2 separate regions of the Homo sapiens genome follow, and region 1 is linked to region 2. A link is a contact called in ENCODE Hi-C or POLR2A ChIA-PET data. All regions are on one chromosome and are shown on one strand. Each heading gives the region's core, a stretch centred on a gene start or an enhancer-like site at or near the end of the contact. The rest is flanking DNA. Distances are from core to core; before and after follow the strand shown. Region 1 overlaps CPMER (cytoplasmic mesoderm regulator). Region 2 has its middle 150 kb from the start of LINC02554.

The links. A loop is a pair of places that touch in the nucleus more often than their neighbours do. ChIA-PET counts read pairs that join two places held with the same protein, here RNA polymerase II (POLR2A). Pooled maps may share reads with other maps.
Region 1: a loop to region 2 is called in a pooled map, with 2.0 times the contacts of the local background. The contact joins two enhancer-like sites. A Hi-C loop is called at or near these places in 3 of 50 pooled maps. POLR2A ChIA-PET finds 5 or more read pairs at or near these places in 4 of 52 experiments (H1, OCI-LY7, PC-9 and 1 more).

What each region holds. Positions count from the first base shown.
Region 1 is chr22:27,683,828-27,689,615 of GRCh38, reverse strand. The region is part of intron 4 of CPMER (cytoplasmic mesoderm regulator); the gene reads left to right. Among named protein-coding and RNA genes, the nearest start is that of CPMER, 28 kb to the left of the region's middle. Within about 2 kb of position 2,880, at least 17 of the 41 ENCODE cell types and tissues checked have a DNase peak (open chromatin) inside an H3K27ac peak, as active enhancers do; they include PC-9, where a contact is called at or near this core.
Region 2 is chr22:27,457,085-27,462,873 of GRCh38, reverse strand. No RefSeq gene overlaps it. Among named protein-coding and RNA genes, the nearest start is that of LINC02554, 150 kb to the right of the region's middle. RefSeq lists an enhancer at 739-1,513. Within about 2 kb of position 2,178, at least 5 of the 41 ENCODE cell types and tissues checked have a DNase peak (open chromatin) inside an H3K27ac peak, as active enhancers do; they include PC-9, where a contact is called at or near this core.

The DNA.
Region 1 (5,788 bases), core at 1,631-4,130, 230 kb before region 2:
TCCATCTTCATTTCTTTAGTCCCTTTCCTGAATGACACCCAGGGGATGTGGTGGCTGGAGGGAAATGCACAGCAAAGGATTCAAAAGTGGTGTGCATGAACATCTCCCCCCATTTTCTGTTTTTTTTTTTTTTTTTTCCTAGAGTGAAAGATACCTTGATTAGACAGTAATTAAGAGTGTTTTGGACAGCACAAGGCACTAATAGCCTCCCAGGTGCTTAATAAGTGTCAAGACTGCCAAGAGAAAAATTTATTTAGCATTATAACAGACTCTATGGATGCCAAATTTGCCTTCAGCCATGGCGCTGTAACACTGGGGAATGGGAACAGGGTCAGAGCTTTAGTGCCCATTGGAAAGGGCAACCAAGGCAGCAATGTGGGTAGGTCAAGAGCACTAGATGGGACCCAGACAAATCTGGGTTCTAAGCCAATCACTGCCACTTACTAGTTCCAGGAGCATGGCCAAGTTATGGACCTTCTCTGAGCTTCATTGTCATCACTTATAGATCAAGGCTTGAAATATCTAACCTATCAGGTTCTGGGAGGCCATGGGTGCAGTCATTAAGAATGTGAACTCTGTTTGGGAGGACAAGGCAGGTGGATCACTTGAGGCCAGGAGTTTGAGATCAGCCTGGCCAACATGGTGAAACCCCATCTCAACTAAAAATATAAAAATTAGCCAGGCATGGTGGCGCACACCCATAGTCCCAGCTATTCGGGAGGCTGAGGCAGGAGAATCACTTGAACTCGGGAGGTAGAGGTTGCAGTGAGCCAAGATCACACCACTGCACTCCAGCCTGGGTGACAGAGTGAGATTCTGTCTCAAAAAAAAAAAAAAAAACAGTAAACTCTGGGTTCTGGTCCAGCCACTTCTACTCATTAGCTGAGGACCCTGGGCAGGATTCCAAATGTTTTTGAGTGTTAGTTTTCTCATCTGTAATGTGGCTATAATAATAATCCTATAAGCCCACCTTATAGAATTGTGGTTAAGACAAGAAAATGTATGCAAAAGACTTAGCCCAGTGCTTGGCCCAAATTAAATGCTCAAAAGATCAGTACCTCACATTGGTGTTAGAAATTTGCTGAGTGTTAAATGAGATAATGCATATACAACTGAAAAAAAGGTATAATGTATATGTGATAGTTAAGGAAGGCAATGCCAGCTGCTGTAACAGATGCAATTGTCACTTCAGTGGTTTAACACAGTATAAGTTTATTTCTCACTAATGTTACAACCCACTGCTGGCATTTCTGGTTGGGCAATCTGCCTCCATGCGGTGACTCAGGCACTCAGGCTCCTTCTATCTTGTGGCTCTACCATTTTCAACACTTACTTTGAACTCTGTTCCATTCAGCAGGCAGGTGGGGAAAGAGAGACCGAGGAGACATACCTGCTTGTTAATCATTTCAGCCCTGAAGTGATGCACATCACTTTTTCTCACAGTCTTTTGGTCAGAGTTAGTCACATGGCCCTACCTAGATGCAAAGGAACCTGGGAAATGTAGTCCATGCATGATCAACTGCTGCCCAAGAAAAACTCTGGAAGGAAAGCAAGAATCCGTGGTGGTCACCTCTACTTAGTCCAGCACCCTCATTTCCAAGGGGTGACCTGGAAATGACTCAAGAGTTGGGTAGTGACCCAAGAGTGGGTTGGAGCTGGGGGTGTGTACAGGGTATGTCTCCTTTCCTTGAGCCAGGGGCGATGTTGGTGCTGGAGGCTGCATCATTCCCTAGACCAAGTTAGTCCAACCTGGTGCCTGCAGGTCGCGTGCAGCCCAGGATGGCTTTGAATGAGGCCCAACACAAATTTGTAAACTTTCTTAAAATATTATGAGTTTTTTTTTGCAAATTTTTTTTTTTAGCTCATCAGCCATCATTAGTGTTAGTGTATTTTATGTGTGGCTCGAGACAATTTTTTTCTTTTAATGTGGCCCAGGGAGCCAAAAAATGGGACGGCCCTGCCCTAGACAGAGGGTAACGACAATGATTCCCGTTGGAGCACTGGACACAGAGCAATGATTCCCGTTGGAGTGCCGGACACAGAGCAATGATTCCCGTTGGAGCACTGGACACAGAGCACTCCGTCCCTGTGATCACATCTAACCCCTAAATAGCCCCAACAGGGCATTTTCATTATTACCATCACTCATGTCATGCACAGGTGAGGAAACTGAGGCACAGCATGGCTCCATGCCTTGCCTAAGTTCTCACAGCAAGGCAGGAGCAGACCCAGGCCTTGAACTCAGATCTCAAGGTGAACACGGTCCTCTTGGAGGCCAGGGTCACACCAGAGGGTCCCACATGCAGGGACGGGGTAAAGGATTCTCCACTTGCCCCAGCAAATTTTCAGACACCAAGGCCTGTGGGACAAGGCCTGGCTGCTGTGAGGCTGAATAAGCAAACCAGTGGAAGAACAAAGAAGAATGGTTCTTTCTGGAACCTCTAGTTTGTTCTTTGAGCACATTAAATATGCCCCTGTAACCTTGCTGACTCTCTTCATTGGCTCTGTAAACCCTCAGTGGCTGTCGCGGGCATTTTTTGTACACACTGTATTTAACACAGAGCCAGATGCACCAAAGGGCTCAGCATATATTTGTTGAATAAAAGAAAGAAAGCCTCAAGGGAAAATTTATCTAAATTACAACGATTTTTCCATTTGTGCGTGCAGTTGTGGACTGTGGAGGTTGACAGAGCTCCTATGAAGTACTAGGCCCAACTTGGAGTCTTCTCATAGCCCTGGGAGGCAGGTCCCACTGATATCTCTGGTTAATAGACAGGGAAACGGAGGCACTCCCCTGTGGCTCTGCATTGGTCGAGCCGGCCTGATTCTTTGTCCCTCCCACTGTCTGCTGCCTGGCACTGCCTCTGAGTCACAAGAGGCTGAAAGTGACCTCTGGGCGTCTATAATTAGGCCCTGCCTGACGTCAGGGCAGACGGATTTTCTGGCTTGGCCAACGTCGGCCTATCGTTCACTGCGTGCCAGGCACTGAGTTAAGTCCATTACATGCATTCCCTGACACTTGCAGCAACCCCACTAGGCCCCCATTCTCCAAGGAGAAAACTGAGGCCCAGGAGGGTCATGCCCTGGCCTGAGGTTACTCAGCTGGGAGGAGGTTGAGGCTGGATTTGAGCATAGACCTCTGCAGCTCCGGTAGCCACCAGGCTCTGTCAGTGATCAGTGGTAGCTGTATATTTCTAGATCAAGGGAAGGTTTCAACTGAGCCAGCAGGACAGAGGTGTGCTGAGGCTTGGTGGGCACTGGCCATTCTCACCTCTGACCACTGGCTTCCTAGCTTACTCTGCTCCTTTTTCCTCTTTCTCTAATTTTTTCCCACCTCCTGGCCTTTGCACATGGCTTTGCCTTTGCCTTTGCCTGAAATGCCCTTCACCCATATCCTCCTGTGTCCAGCTCCTTCTTATCTATCAGGTTTCTGTGTAATTGTCACCTCCTCCAGGAAGTCTTCCCTGACCACACCTGCTTCCAGTCTGTTGAGTTATTTTCTTCTTTGAACTGATCTCCAGGTGAAATGATCTCTACCTGTTTATTGCTTGTTTCTTCAACTAGATGTGAACTACATGAGGGCAGACTGTGTCTCTCTTGTTCCTTATGTCTCCAGCCTCGGGGACTCAGCTTAGCACAAAGTAGTTGTCCTAAAAATAGTCGTTAAGTGAGTGACTAACTGAAGGTGAGGGCTTCCCGGGGCAAGAAGCCACCAGGTTGGATGAACAGGTGAACATCTATGGGGACAGAGCCTCAGGTTGCCTGTATGCCCCAGAGCGGGATCTCCGCCAGATGTAGGGGGTCAAGGAGTAGGATCCCGCCTCTTGGAGAGGGAGTCTGGGCTCTGTGCAACAGGGCACTGAGGACAGCCAGTCCAGGTCTGGGACAGTGTGGCCTCTCTTTTTGACATGGGGACATCAGACACTGGTGGCTCCTGGGTCAGAGCCAGTTCTGGATTGTGGCCTGGGTGTCCTGATAAGCCAACAGCCTTTGTCAGGCCGAGCTCCAGGGACCTGCCTGGTGGAGCAGGAAGGACTTGAAGGTGGGGTTGCCGGAAGGTGAGAGACAGGTGTGACCTGGGGTAGGGAAAGAGGGATGTTTGTCATGACTTGGCCTGGCTGCCTTCTTTCCCAAGGCCTGGCGTCTCCATCACGCAAGCTTGTTGAAGGAATGAATGAAGGTATCATCCTAGACAGACCCCAAACAAACAGGAGATGCTCAATCTGGTTCAGCGTGCTTCCTAAGAGTTAATGCTTCTTATTCTTATAACAACCCACGAGTTGGGTCCTATCATTATCCCCATTTTTACAGAGGAGAAAACTGAGGCACAGAGAAATGAAGAGATTTCCCCAAATTCACACAGCTGGGGCTGGGATTTGAACCTGGCCTTCTGGCTCCACAGCGTGATGCCTTTAACTGTCCACTGTACTGCTTGTTTTGGGCTAAAAGCCAAGACTAAAAGGCAGTGGTGTGTACACTTTTGAAACGGAGCCGAAGCTTTCCATGAGTGAATTCTTATTGCTCAGAAACCCTACGTGCAAAATACAGGCCATGGGAGCCTCCCTGACTGAAGTGGGAATTAGGGTTGCGAGACCGCCACACTCATTCATTCCCACATACCCCATCCCCGTCGTGTACCCTCTTCCCACGGGTTCTGCCTCCTACTTTTCTCAAGAATTTTCACATTCCTAAAAGCAGGAAACAGACAGAGTTGACCTTTCCATTGCTGTTGTTGCTAAACTCTTTCTCGGCCCCTAGAACTCTTATAAAGGATACCAATCTGGGGAAGGGGTTTATGAATGAGAGCCCCCTGCCCAGCATCCTCCCTCTTTGGAGGCCTCTGAAACCCCATTAGGGTCCCATGGGGTAAGGATGCGCTCAGGGATCCTGCAGGATTCGAACTTTCCAGGCATTGTATCTCCCTAAGACAATCTAAGATTTCTAAAGATATTTTTTCTTTTCATGGAGACATAATTTATATACAGTAATATATATATACACAATTTATATACAGCACAAATATTACATGTTACACCCATGAAACCATCACTGAAATCAAGATATGAAGCATTTTCAGAACACTGGCTCTACAGAAAAAGTGTGCTGAGCCCTGTTCTGAGGCAGCCCTATTCTCTAGAACTTTCTATGACAGTGGAGCTGTTCTGGGCCTGCGGTGTCCAATGAGGGAGCCATGAGCCACACACGGCCATGGAGTATTTGAAACTTGGCTCATTTGACTGAGGAATTTTATTTATTAGTATTATTTTTTGAGACAGAGTCTCACTCTGTCACCCAGGCTGGAGTGCAGCGGCGCAATCTCAGCTCACTGCAACCTCCACCTCCCAGGTTCTAAGTGATTCTCCTGCTTCAGCCTTTGGAGTAGCTGGGATTACAGGCATGCACCATCACGCCCGGCTAATTTTGTATTTTTAGTAGAGGTGGGGTTTCACGATGTTGGCCAAGCTGGTCTCGAACTCCTGACTTCAGGTGATCCACCCGCCTCAGCCTCCCAAAGTACTAAGATTACAGGCGTGAGCCACTGTGCCCGGCCTATTTTATTATTTTTATTCTTTTTATTTTTGAGACAGGGTCTTGCTCTGTCATCCAGGCTAGAGTGCAGTGGTACAATCATGGCTCACTGCAGCCTCAATCTCCTGGGCTCAGGCGATCCTCCCACCTCTGCCTCCTGAGGAGCTGAGACTATAGGCACAAATCAGCATGCCTGGCTAATTTTTAAAAATCTTTTTAATTAAAAAAAAAATTTGGCTGGGCATGGTGGCTCACGGCT
Region 2 (5,789 bases), core at 929-3,428:
TTCCGCCGGATCCTCATCAAAATGAGAAATCTGCGGTCTGGGCAGCCATGGAGCGCTGATAACACTCTTGCAGGTGAACCTCCTCACTTATCACTGCCGGAGTCACCTCTGTCTCAAAAGATTTGTTTTCCCTAAAAAAAAAAAATCTCTTGGATGTGTGATGGGCTTGGCTGTGATTAAAAAAAAAAGAAAAGAAAGAAAGAAAAGAAGAAGAGCTAGAGGAACATTTTATTTTTCCAGAAGCAGGAGTTCTGCACCCTTACCTTCCTGCCCCCTCCTGCGCAGGGGCTGCACATCTCACCTCCTCCCCAGCTCCTGCCTGCCAAGACCAGGAACCAGGAGGAACAGGGAAAAACGTGGAATCATTTAGATCTGGTTTTCTTTCCACATGGCAACAGTTGCCACACAAAAGAGATCCCAGCCCAGACTCAGCCTGGTTTTGTTTGGCCAACAAAGCCAGTGTTTGTTCAGGAATCAATAGCGAGGGTGATGAGATGGAACAGTGACGAGGGGTGTCCGCAAGCCCGGTCCCCTGTGCCCTGGCCCTCCTGGCCAGGCTGTCCTCTGGATCCTCTCTGCCTCTGAGCCCAGCTCGTCTCTCTTGCAGTCTTGGCTTCTGGGTCGTCTCTGTCCCCCTGGGTTTCTTTCCCTCTGTCTCCCTGTCTGTCTCTCTCCCTCTTTCTGTTTCTGTCCTTTGTCCCTGTGCATGGCCCTCTCCATCTGTCCCCTCTATACCCTTCCCCTTTCCAACTCATTCTCTCCCTCTTCCACCTGTGGGTTTCTACCTGCATATCTCTCTCTCTCTCCCTCTTTCTCCTTGTCTCTGTCCCTGTCTCTCCTGTGACATTTGTCTCTTCCTTCTGCGTCTCTGTCTTTCTCAACATTTCTGTCTTGTGTTGGTCCCTGTGTGTGTCTCCTTCAATGTGTCTCCTTCTCCCTGCTTTCTGCCCCTGCATCTCTGCCTCAACATCCCCACTCAATTAGAAGAAGCCATCTTGGCCATCAGCTTCTGGGCCCTGTACACACCAGTGTGAACTTTCTCTTCAATGTTCTGGGTCCTGGCTTGTGCACTGATGGGTCAGAGGAATGGCTTAAGGTTTCAGAGCTGCTCACATCACGACACACCTCCCCCAGCTCCTCCAAGGACTCTGCTTGAGGAAGAGGCAAGTGTGACAAATGAGACCAGAAGCCCTGGGAGTCAGCGTGGTTCCCAGGGCTGGGAGGAGAGACTCAGAGTTAAACAATGCCTGCTGCATAGCAGGCATTCCAACCTCATTCTCCAGGAGCTCACAGTCCTACAGAGTACACCCATCCCCAAATATCAACCACCCAGGCAAGGTGGCCAGGACCCTGATTGCTGAGGGCAGACCGGTTTTAAGCCAGACTTGAGCCAGAGCAGGGTTCAAATACTGTTGGTGCCACTTACTAACTGGGTAACCCTGGGCAAGTCACTTAACCTCTGAGTCTCAATGTCCTCATCGGCAAATAGAGGTAATGGCGACACCTGCCTCGTGGGTCAATGTGAGGATCAAATTATTTAAATTATGTAAGGCACTTAGAACAATGACTGGCACATAGTAGGCATTCCAGTAATATTAGCTTTTATTATTACTATGAGAATCATAAGACAAATGAACTACTATTATACTTCCTACCTGGGTTCGGGGGAAAGGATATTTTGGTTGGGGTTTTGAGGAATGAGTAGGAGTTTGTCAAGCTTACAGAGGAACTTCCTTCCAAGGTTGGTGGTACAACATGAGTCAATGTCATTTTATAGATGAGAAAATAGAAGTCCAGAGAGGGGAAGTGGACCTTAGTCATAATTACAAATCCCAAAGAAGAGTGTGGCAAACCTATAGGTTTATGTCAATGGTCACTCTGATCCTGGCCCTGCGACCTCAGGAACAAAAGGGTTAATGGATTGTTTCATTCTTGTGGGAACACAATGGTCTCTGCTTCTCTTGCTTCTATTCAATGTGTCCCTGTTCCCTAAGCTGTGAGCACAGAGTCAGCCATCCCAAAGACTGGGATAAGGATGGACCTGGAGTTGCAGGGACAGCCAGCCACTGGCAAATCTACACAGCCCTTTCTCCAACTGAAGCATTCTTGGCCCGAAAGCAGCTTGCAGATGCTGGAAGAAATGAGGAAAATGTTCCTCGGATCAGCTGATTGGTATTTAGATCTCTCCAGATCCAAAAGTCGCAGCCTCTTGGCAGCCCAAGTGACTCCGAGATGCTGCCAGTTTGCTTGGTCTTTGAGGCTTCTTGGAAGAGTTGGTAGTTTTCTATTTTCTTTCTTTCTTTTTTTGCTTTCTTTTTTCAGTCTTTGAGGCTGCTTGGAGAAAGCTGGTAGCTTCCTATATTCTTTTTACGTTTTTTAAAAAATCTTCTGTTCTTTCCTTTCCATTATTTCCATGCAATGAGGAAAGCTCAGGTAGTAGGAAATGGCTTTTTCGTTCTCTTTCAGCGTAGGGTACCCTCTTCAACCCTTGAGGTCTGTCCACACTCCCTTATGTCAGAGAGACTCTGTGGCGTTGAGAAAGACCACACTGCCTGGGTTCAGATCCTTAGTAATGATTGTGGCAGGCAGGTTCTGATGTGGCTGTCAATGGTCCCACGTGCTGGTATTCACATCATGGTATTCCCTCCCTTTAACTGTGAGCTGGACCTGGTGACTTCCTCCTAAAGAATAGAATACTGCATAAGTGCTGACATGTTAATTCCGAGATTAAGCTAAAAAAGACCATGAATTCCTTCTTGTTCTCTCTGTCTCTGCCTCTGTCTCTCTCTCTCTGTCACCTGCACACTTGGAAGAAGGAAGCTGCTACATTGGAGATGCCTGTGTGACCAGGAACTGTCCCAGTTCCTGCAGGACCCTCAGTCCTACAATCTGCAAGAAATCGAATTCTGCCAGCAAGCAAGTGAGTGAGTTTAAGTCATGTCCTGTTCCAGCCAAGCCTATTAGGATGATACTGCAGCCCCAGACCTTAATGGTAGACTCTGAGAGACCCTAAAACAGAGGAGCCAGGTAAACCTCGATGGCTGACCTACAGAAATCATGAGATACCCGTGCTGTTGTTTCAAGCATCTCTGCTTTGAGGTAATTTGTTACTTGGCATAGATAGTGAATACAGTGACCTTGGGGGAAGTGAGTTCTACCTCCCCATCTGTAAAGTGGGTGCAATGATGTCTGAAAAGTCAGCAGGAAATAGGTGCGGGGTCTGGTGCCCAGGAAGAGTTCAACACAAGAATATTTTATGTCTTAGTTAACAAATATTTCCTAGACCAACCCTGGGTCCTGTGTCAGGTGCTGGGGGCTTGGGGGATGACACAACAATGGTAGCCCTGCCCACATGGACTCAAAGTCCAGTGCAAGGGAGTCATGCAAAATTAAGTAGGAAGTTTCATGAGTTCCTGAGAGCAAATGCCAGGGAGACCTGGCCAAGGCAGGAAGGGCTTCCAGAACAAATGGTTTACATGGAAACTGAAAACGATAAGCTGCTTTTAAATGGCTGGAGAGCCAGCCATAAGCCAGTCCTGCACCCAGGATGTGTGCTGTCTAAATATGGGCTTCCCTAAAACAGACCCCAAGACAGGGATGTGAAGGCAAGTGGCATTTTAGGGGGATAATCCAGGAAGCACTGGTGGGGAAGGAAGGGAGTGAGACAGAGAAGGGAAAGAGCCTATCCAGGGTGCACTAATGAGCAGGTTATCACGTTGAGCAGCTGGAACTCAATCCCACTGGGGAAGTCTGAGAACCAGTGTAAAACACACACCTCAGTTATCTACCCAGGGAGCGAGGGAGCTGAGATATTTATCCTCCAACTCCTGTCCATCACTGGAAGGGTGCTTTTGGAGCATTAACTCCTGGTGCTTCTGACCTTGCCCTCATGCACATCATCTGAGCAAAAGTGCTGGTAGGGAGTTGCAGGTGCTTGCTGTCATGTGCATTCAGCATGCACTGGGATGGTAAGTTTGGGGTATATGCCCACAGAGGCACTGTTTGCATCTGTACCACGTGCAAATCCACAGCAGGGTGAGATGAACAGAACCTCTACTCTGACAATGATAAGCTTTAGCATGATTCCTCCCTGCAGGCTCAGCCCTTCCCAGAGTCCCCACGCCACCTTGGACAGGCATTAAAGGTCATTCCTCAGCTCCTTCCCACAGCCTGACCTTGGCCTCCAATCCTCTCAGAGCCTTGGTCTGACCACAGGACTCTTGTTTACTACCAGAGCTTGTCCCTATTTTGCCCCCCATCCCCATCACTGATGGTTATCTTGGTTACCTGCCTGATGCCTCTTACACTGGGCCCCACATGACACCCCTGGAAATCCCCTCCAGAGTGTTTTCAACCAGATCCAGGATCCTGAACTTCAAAGTATCATCCAGATTCATATCCTGTCATCACCAGGATACATTATCCAAGTACCCTTAGGAGCCTCTCACCTCTCTGAGCCTCCCTGTTTACCCAGAACTGAGGATGGTGAGAGGACCAACGAGCTCATTCCCTTCTAGAATCAATCTTTAACACCAAACTGTGCAGCACTTCATGGATGCCATAGGTACAGCATGGACCAGAGTAGAAATGGGCACTGCCTCATGGAGCTCAGGTCCAGTGGGATGATGGTGAATGGGTCCAGAAAGCTGTGAGCACCAGAGACAGAGTCCACTCCAGCTTGCTGAAGCACACAGGGAACTTGCTGAGGCTGGTCACTGGGAAAGACCCCTGGGAGTGGCCCCACGGAACTACAGGAAAAGCTGCAGACCCAGGCTCCCCACAGTCTCTGCTTATCTGTTCCCCATCACTGCTCATCTCCACTTGGCATCCCTCTGCAGACCAGCTCACTCCAGGTGGTGGGAGCTCCAGGTTGTGGGATCTCCAGGTGGTGGGATGGTGGCTGCTCAGGCTTCCAACATCACATTCTTTCAGCTCAGCACCCTGTCTGAGTCTTCCATGGCTGTATAACTAACCACCCCAAAGTGGAGTGTCTTAAACTACACCGTTTATTTTGTTCATAAATCTGCAATTGGGCAGAACCCAGTGGGACAGCTTGTGTCAGCTCCATGTGACATCAGCTTCAGGGACTCAAAGGCTGGGGGGTTGGAATCACCAAAAGCTCATTTATTCACATGTCTGACAGTTCATGCTGCCTATTGGATGGAATCTCAGAGGGCGCTATCAGCTGGAACACTGAACATTGGCCTTCCCACGTGGCTGGAGCTTCCTTACAACATGGCGACGAGTTCCAACAGTGAGCGTGCTGAGGCAGAGCCCGGTGAAAGCTTCACTGCCTTTTGTAACCTAGCCTTAGAGCTCATGCAGAGTCCCTTCCACCACCCTGCCTCTATTCACTGAGGCAGTCACAAAGACTGTCCATATTCAAGGGGTAGGGGACTGGATTCCACCGTTTGTAGGGAGCAGTGCCAAAGAATTTGCGGACATGTTTCAAAACATACAGCCCCTGCTCTGTGGACACTGATTATCCTTGTTCTGGTCCCATGTATACTCTGTGGGCTACTCCTTTTTACTGGGGGATGGGAGGTTGGGATTTTTCAGTCCTGAGTCAAACCTCCCTTCCTGGGGCCAGTGTGAATATATGGGGAGAAGGCTGAGACTGTGAACTCACAGCCAGACCAGAACTGTGTACAATGAGAGACTGAGGTTTCTCCAAACAAGGGACGGCAGGCAGACAAAAACATATGTCCTTTCTGAATAATAAATAAATAAACACACAAGTACATAATGATCCACGGTGAAAAGTGCTCTGTTGGCAAAAGACAGGATGC